Regions from separate parts of the Mus musculus genome. Here all the other regions are linked to region 1. The links are chromatin loops, found by intact Hi-C in ENCODE. Cell type or tissue: left cerebral cortex. All regions are shown on one strand.

Region 1 (2,500 bases):
CTGATGGCATGCTTCACAGTAAGGAGAAAGGACATATCTCTAAATTTGTGTAGACCTTGTGTGGAAATGTCTTTATAATTGTAATAACAATAGCACTAGTAATAAGAATGCATTCTTCCCTGTGCTAAATGCTTTGCAAAGCTTTGCTTCATTTATTTATGTTACCTTATAAAGTATGTCCACATATTATAAAGTAAAGTCTATGTGAACCTACACAAGTCATATGATAATAAGGATGTCATTTAAATCCTTTTTCATCATACATGCAGAAAGAATAGTTTCACATTAACATGTATAAACATAGCAAGTTCAAGTATATTATGTAACCCAAGAAGAGGTGGGATCTAATCTCAATGCTGCCTCCTTCCTTTGAGACCTTGAGTATACTAGAACACCATCCCTGGCTTCAGGAAGCATCACTCAGTGATTAAAATAAGGTCAATCACGGTCAACTCTGTACCTCCACGCATACTTCATGACTCTGGGAAAATGCCTACTTTCCAAACTGCAGTATCTTCATTGTAAATCATGGGAAAAATCCAAGAATCCACTATGTGTTAGTCATTTTGAAAGTAAGAGAAACACTAGACTTTAAAACTTGCAGGATGTTATAATATGTAAAATAAGCTAGGCACAGAAAGACAAACAACACATCTTCCCACTCATATAGAAGCTAAAAATATATGATCTCACAGAAGGGTAGAGTGCTGGGTACTGGAGTTTGGAGATGGAAGGGGGCAGGAGGATCAGAAATGATTGTTCATTGCATATGAATGTGTCATTAGAGAGGAGAAATTTGTTCTAGTTCCCTATAACATACTGTAGTAACATGGTTAGCAATAATTTCTTCCATTTTTCAGAGTGATTAAAAGAAAAGATATTGGCCATTTTTAAATCAAAAGAAATGATAAATGTTTGGTGAGGGATCGGAAGTAATAACTTCCCTGAATTAATCGACATATAGTAATTACATGTGTAAAGGTTTTTACATTGTACCCCATACACATATACATTTCTGGGTCAACTTAAAAATATTCATTTATGCTATGAGGTGTAAGACCTTAGTATCATGTTAGTCTTCCTAGTCTTGTCTCTTCAAGATGGTTCAAATCAATCCGTGTAGCCATACAGTCCCTGGTGTAGATGCTGAGAGCAGAGGCAGCTGAACAAACTTCCCACAGCCCACAAGTTGCCATTTGAAGAAAGCTTAGAAGGATCACGGCCAAGTTTCTCTGGGGACTGCAAGCTCCCAAGGCTGTCTGGATGAAAAAGAAAGTTGTGGGAAGTGACTGTGGTGGGGAAGATATATCCCCATCTCTAGCTCTCAGCTCCAGATGCCAAGGGACTTTCAGCATCCTCAGTGCCAGTGAGAGTATGTGAGGAGGAAGCATGCAATGTTTTCCAAAGGGAGATTATGAGATGAGAAGAATAATTACAACCCGTGCATCCCCCACCCAGCTCTCAATACCCAGTAAAGCCTTGCTATTTTGCTTTCTTCCTCAGCTGGCCCCTTTGGGTTATCTAAAGCAAATATATCTTCAGCTGTTCAGTCTTAGGATTCCCTAAAGCCGTTGGTAACTCCTGGAATCTTTGCTAATGCCCTGGGCATCTGATCATCAGACTTGCCTCTTGGTCATTGGCTACCCATGATGCTCCTGGCTATGTCTTTCCTTTATTATAACTCTGCTTCACATTTGAACTTTTCCAGTAAATTCATACTTTCAGATGTGAATCTGACATTTGCTGAGCTCAGGATAAGAAATCAAATTCTGGGAAAAGTTCAAATGTAACAAGCATTAAAGTTGGATGAGCTGGTAAAGAGGACATGGGCTACAGAGACCAACCCATCCACAGGATTCAAATCTATACTCTCACACTTACTAAATATGTGTCTTGAAAGAGTCTTGATACTTCTAGTCACAAGACAATTTAAAATACTCACATTGTCTTTAAAATTAAAACCATGAATTCCTCCCTTACAGGGGAGTGATGAATATAAATTAGGGAAATGCATAAAAATTGTCAAAAATGCTTGTTCAGTAAGTGCTAATCTACCCTCAATGACATCATGTTTTCGGTGGGCATTGGGAAAGGCGTATTTAAAGACCGTAACAACTGACTAACCTGAAACCAGTGGGACCCAAAAGAAGATTCTGCAAGGTTGCCAGGGAAGAGTGAGTTATTTACCCTGAGACAGAAAGAGGGCCTTACACCATAAACTGAAATAGGATGGATAGGGATTTAGGGACAAGGCCTGTATTTCTTTTAGTAATGAGATGAGAGAGGTAAGACAAGATAAATGGTCTTCCAGCTAAAGGGGGCAACATGAAGGAAGGTGTGGTAAGTCCAGGTTAAAAAAATAATGGATGGAAGCTGGGGCTCCGTCTGAGTGTAAATGCGAGTTCAGGAGAGAGCCAGACTGAAAGGGAAGCCCCATATTTATAGTTCTGGAGCTCAAATCTAAGGCCTTTTTCATGTTAGTTGTGTGTTTGACCACTTG
Region 2 (2,500 bases), 280 kb after region 1:
TGATAGAAGAGATACAAGCTAGAAGCAGTGCCTGATATAACCCATCTACCTAGGAATGTTTCTAAAAACTGGTTTGAATTTTTATGAGTAAATAGTTGTTAGACAATGACAGAGGCATAGAGACTTTTAGGCAGGGAGTCCAGGAGGTAAACAAATTACATGATATAGGAAATAACAAACGTAAGATGGAAAGTGACTTGGTTCCAGACTATGAGTGTCTACCTGTGAAGGGCAGACAAAGGAGGAGGTGTGGCTTTCTACTGAGTGCTGCCCTTGACTCCTAGAAGGACAACTTAATTGGCAAATTGGTTTAAGAAGGAAACTAAATTAAGAAGTGTGGAGATGTCCTTGGGGAAAACGTTCCACACGTCCCACTCTGTCCTCAAGGAATTTAGTGCTTTATTTTATTTTATTTTATTTTTAACTGAGGTGTCTTGACTTTTCCATAGGGAACTCATTAACACCTTGAAGAAAAAGTTCATGCATGTTCAAAAACAGGAAACAAACATCCTATAGGGGGAGGCAGGAGAAAAAGAAGACAGAAAACAGGATCACACAAGAAGAATTCAAAGACTAGAGTTTCTGATGCCAGAGAAAGGAATGCTCAGAGGGAAAACATGCTGATGTCAAATCTCAAAGGTTGTGACAAGATAGTGAGTAAGCAAAAGAGTCGGGGAACTGAGTCAGACAAGAGTGTGAGACCTTCTGATAACCTACATCATATCTTGAGTATCGGTTCCTCAGAGTAAAAGACAAACTACTCAGCAGTTTTTCAAAACTATCCTGACAGTTGAGGATATTGCATATGAGGTACCTAGTATATAACCAATCCCCAACCCACAGAAGTAGTTGATAGTACAGACACCATTGCATTGTAGAGATACAAAGGTGGGGGAATGACTCATTTTGCATACATCCTTGGACCTGAATTGACAAATCTAGTAGGGTGGCCTTTACTTATTTGAACTTGGCCTCTTCCTTCTTATCACAAATCTACTTGATGTATAGCTTGGAGAGTTGCAATCTCCTCATCCTATTTCATATCATCCTTCTTACTATTTTCTGCCAGTGGATATTGAATCTGTTTCATGAACTTAGTACTGAAGACAATCCCATGTAATTTACATGGTCCATACCACATCTAGTTGTCAATAATTTCTGTCTATGGGTTCGAGTAATGCTCCTTGGCAATATCAGCTAGATCTTTTTTTTTCCTTCTTTCTTTCCAGAACTAACTTCTTAAAATGTTCTTAGACCTGGTTTATACTCCTAGCCATCTCATCTTACCATTATTCCACGGCTCTTTAAATCGCCCCATTTTATTTTATGTACCTTTCCTTATCTGCATCTTTCTCCTTAGACCACAAATATGTTCATCTCCCCAGACTCACCCCCTCCTTAAACTTTCAGTTGCCGCCAGCTACCACCTTATGTCTTCCATTCACAGCCAGACTTCTAGAAAGAGAAATCTATGCAAATGCTCTCCACTTCTTCACTTCCCACTTTCTCCTCCACCCACTGCAGTCTGGCTTTTATACCTCTCACACACTACCTCTTCCAAGGCCAAAAGTGCACGTGTTTGTAGTTATATACACTTCGATCCAGCTCTATATTCAACAATACTGTTTACTCTCAAAAATGTCTCTGACTCCTTTGGGTAGCACATCCCTAGTGTTCTTGCTATCTTTTTTAGAAACTTTCACCTTCTTATGGACTGAGGCTCATTTTTCATGTCTTTTCTTCTAACACATATTTCTTGGGCTATAGAGTCCCTGAATGTTCCATGAGTACCATCTACCAAATCTGTATCCCAGACCTGAGTCAATCCTCAGAGATAAGGACAGAGTTATACACCTGGCTACAATAACCCTATTTGTTGGAAAATGGGCTTTCTAATCAAATCCCAAATGGACTCATTTGATAGTAACAGAGTTTAAATGAGATTTTAAATAATCATTACAGACAATAGTGGCATCTTATTCCAGTAGGACTGGTGAAACACAGTGGTATAAACTGGGTAGTTAAGATAGATAGATACATAGATAGATAGATAGATACATAGATAGATAGATAGATAGATAGATAGATAGATAGATAGATAGATAGATTAAGGAGCTCTTGGAAATCCAAGATCATGGCAGGTTCTTCATATTGAAGACCCTGTTTTGGGCTCATGAAGGACAACTCCTAGCCATATTGTCACATGGTAGGATAGTGGATCTGCCTTGGGCATCTTTTATAAAAGTATTAATTCCATACTGGAAGGTATTTGACGCCTCCCAGGAATCTCATGTTCAAATACAGTCACTTTACTTGAGGAATCACAATTTCAACCTGTAGAATTCAGAAAGACATAAATATTCAGAGCAAAGCAGATGTCTTGAGTGAGTACAGGTGATGAAAGGAACAAAGGCAGATTCTTGAAGAATGTGGATGCAAAAGATCCACCCAAGATGACAGAGGAATATGTAAAGACAGGTGAGATATTGTTGAGTCTTCA
Region 3 (2,500 bases), 210 kb after region 1:
TTTTTATGTGTATGATACAGTAGCATTAACTGCATTTGTATCATTGTCCAACCACCTCCATCCATAGTTCATCTTATCTGGTAAAGAAAAAACTATATTCTCCAAGATAATAGCTCATTCTCTTTTTCCCAAACTTCTTAGAACTTCTATTTCATTTTCTATTTTCCCCAGAAACCTTAAGAAAGTGAAACATAGTGTGAGTGCTTTGTGATTTATTTCACTTAGCGTGTCTTCAGGGTTCATGCATCGTATCCTAAGCATCAGAGTCTCTCTTTTAAGGCAGAATAACATTCCAATGTGCGCATGCACTGCATCTTTTTTGAGCCTTTCATTCATAAATAATTATACCTTTTAGCTACTGTGGATAATGCCAAACAAGGTCATACAGTGTCTCCCCAAGACCCTGCTGGGATTTATACAAAGATGTGGGACCACTGGACCATTTTTCAGTTTTATTTTTCTTTTCTCTCCTTTCCTTTTTATTCTCTCTCTCTCTCTCTCTCTCTCTCTCTCTCTCTCTCTCTCTCTCTCTCTCTCTCTCTCTCTCTTTCTCTCTCTTTCTCTCCCTTGCTTTGAAGAAACCTAAATGTTGTTTTCCATAATAGCCATACTGCTTTACAATCCCATCAACATTGTGCCCATAGATTCCAATTTCTACAAATCTTCATCACTGTGTGTTACTATTTTTTTGGTAATAGTTACCATAGTGGGAATAATGTAGACATCATTGTGGTTTTGATTTGAAATTTACCAATAATCCATGAAATTGATCTGATTTTTAATATGGAATTTTTGATCCCTCATATTTCTGCTTTAGAGAAATGTCTATTTGGCTCATTTGTCCATTTTTTTTAAAATCAGGATTTGTCTGTTGTTCTTTGGCACAGTCCTAGAGCTTTAGCCATACTGAAACATGAGTACATCCTTTCTGGTTTACATAGTTCCCCCATCTGACAGATACCCATTGAGGCTAGAAGTTGTGTACTTGAACCCATGCTCTATTCCACATCTGAAGATAAACACTAGGAGAAAAGGCTTGGATTCAAAGTATGTTTACTGTTTACAAAGCTTGTGCTAGTCACAGCAAGGTCATAGAACTGTAGCAGGTCTTCGGCAAAGTCATATGAGGACACCACCGTGCATAGTGCCTGACCCACACTATGGCCTAAAAACATTTCAGTTTCCTTTGTCGTGCCTGCAGTGAGCATGTTTTGAATGCTGCACAGATGGCTGGCATGTGGAGAGAATGGCCTGTTGGAATTTTACTGGAAATGAAGCCAAAATGAAGCTGTGCAACCAGATTTACATTACATTTCAAAAATATTTACCATGCATCATGTATTAAGAGTGATAATAATCATAATAACTTTCATACTATTTGGAATTTTGCCATGTGTCATATACCAAAGTGAAGCATTAAATGTTTGAATTTTACTTTTTCTATTACAATTCTGACTAGTTATAAAATATTCTTGTTTTACATTGAAAAAATTAAGGACTAAAGTGCTAATGAAAGATCTAGATAACCTCCTGCAACTTCTAAGTGGCTACACCAGGAGAAGTACAGGCCTAGTCCTGCCTAACCAGTGCCTTGCATGCCTTTCGACACTGAACACAAGACTATTTGAGACAGTCTGGATTCCCTGGGCGACAGACTGCATAGCAAGAATTATCTCAGCATGGGAGAGAAGAATTTTTTTTTTCTGACCAGTCCATCAGAAGGGATACAGAGGAGAGACATGAAGCACAGCGGAAAACTATTTGCCTGGCATGTGTGAGACCCAGAGTTCCATCCCCAGCAGCACAAAATATAATAACAAATAATCAAAAGAAGAAGGAGACTGCCCATAAGTATTTATTACCTGTGATGGGACTACATATTACCCACAACCCCAGAAAGCCATTATTTATCAATGAGTCTATTTTAAAGCCAGCAGAAAAGAGATGCCCTTAGTTGTTCGATGCCACACAGCTTCTATACTACACTTCATTCCCCTTTGTCTCCTGAATACTATAATGTCAAAGGTCAGGAAGAGATGCACAAAACCATAGGAACTGTAATATAAGGCATGTAGGTTTCTTTAGGAAGACAAGGACAACCAGAACATGGACACCTTTGCCCACAGCTTGAAACCTGAAGAGAATAGAAACTGTTTGTGGTGTCTGCATGGGATGGGGATTTGGTTTTGTGCATGGACCTCTCCCAGGAATTGGGGAATGCTCTGACATTTCTACCGTAAGGCTGGAGGACCCTGGTGGGGACTACAGCTGCTATTCCATAGTCAGGACCTATTGATCCCTTTCATTCTTAGTACAATACAGTCCTTCCCTTCGTGGCAGCATCAAGGCCCAGTACAAATTGAATGGCAACTGAACTTGCGTGAGTTGATTAAAACTTCCAGTAATTATGGGGTCTTGCCTAGCCTGTTTGAACAAATCAATTTCAGTATTAGTTGCTGGACTAGTTGGCCTTGTTGACAGATAAAGTTTGAAAGGGAGG

The links. A loop is a pair of places that touch in the nucleus more often than their neighbours do. Peaks named below come from ENCODE experiments on the same cell type or tissue, not always from the same donor. Only the 100,000 strongest peaks of a DNase experiment are listed, where the experiment ranks them.
Region 2: a loop joins it to region 1, with 2.0 times the contacts of the local background. A loop is called at or near these places in 2 of 42 quality-filtered maps.
Region 3: a loop joins it to region 1, with 1.8 times the contacts of the local background. A loop is called at or near these places in 2 of 42 quality-filtered maps.

What each region holds. Positions count from the first base shown.
Region 1 is chr4:65,975,211-65,977,710 of GRCm38, reverse strand. The region is part of intron 6 of Astn2 (astrotactin 2); the gene reads left to right. Among named protein-coding and RNA genes, the nearest start is that of Gm31533, 350 kb to the right of the region's middle. In left cerebral cortex, no CTCF peak of the experiment used is centred here; DNase peaks (open chromatin) are centred at 587 and 1,248; H3K27ac peaks cover 1,675 bases.
Region 2 is chr4:65,694,419-65,696,918 of GRCm38, reverse strand. All of the region lies in intron 13 of Astn2 (astrotactin 2), which reads left to right. Among named protein-coding and RNA genes, the nearest start is that of Gm31533, 68 kb to the right of the region's middle. In left cerebral cortex, no CTCF peak of the experiment used is centred here; a DNase peak (open chromatin) is centred at 1,487; H3K27ac peaks cover 470 bases.
Region 3 is chr4:65,761,000-65,763,499 of GRCm38, reverse strand. All of the region lies in intron 11 of Astn2 (astrotactin 2), which reads left to right. Among named protein-coding and RNA genes, the nearest start is that of Gm31533, 130 kb to the right of the region's middle. In left cerebral cortex, no CTCF peak of the experiment used is centred here; a DNase peak (open chromatin) is centred at 1,200.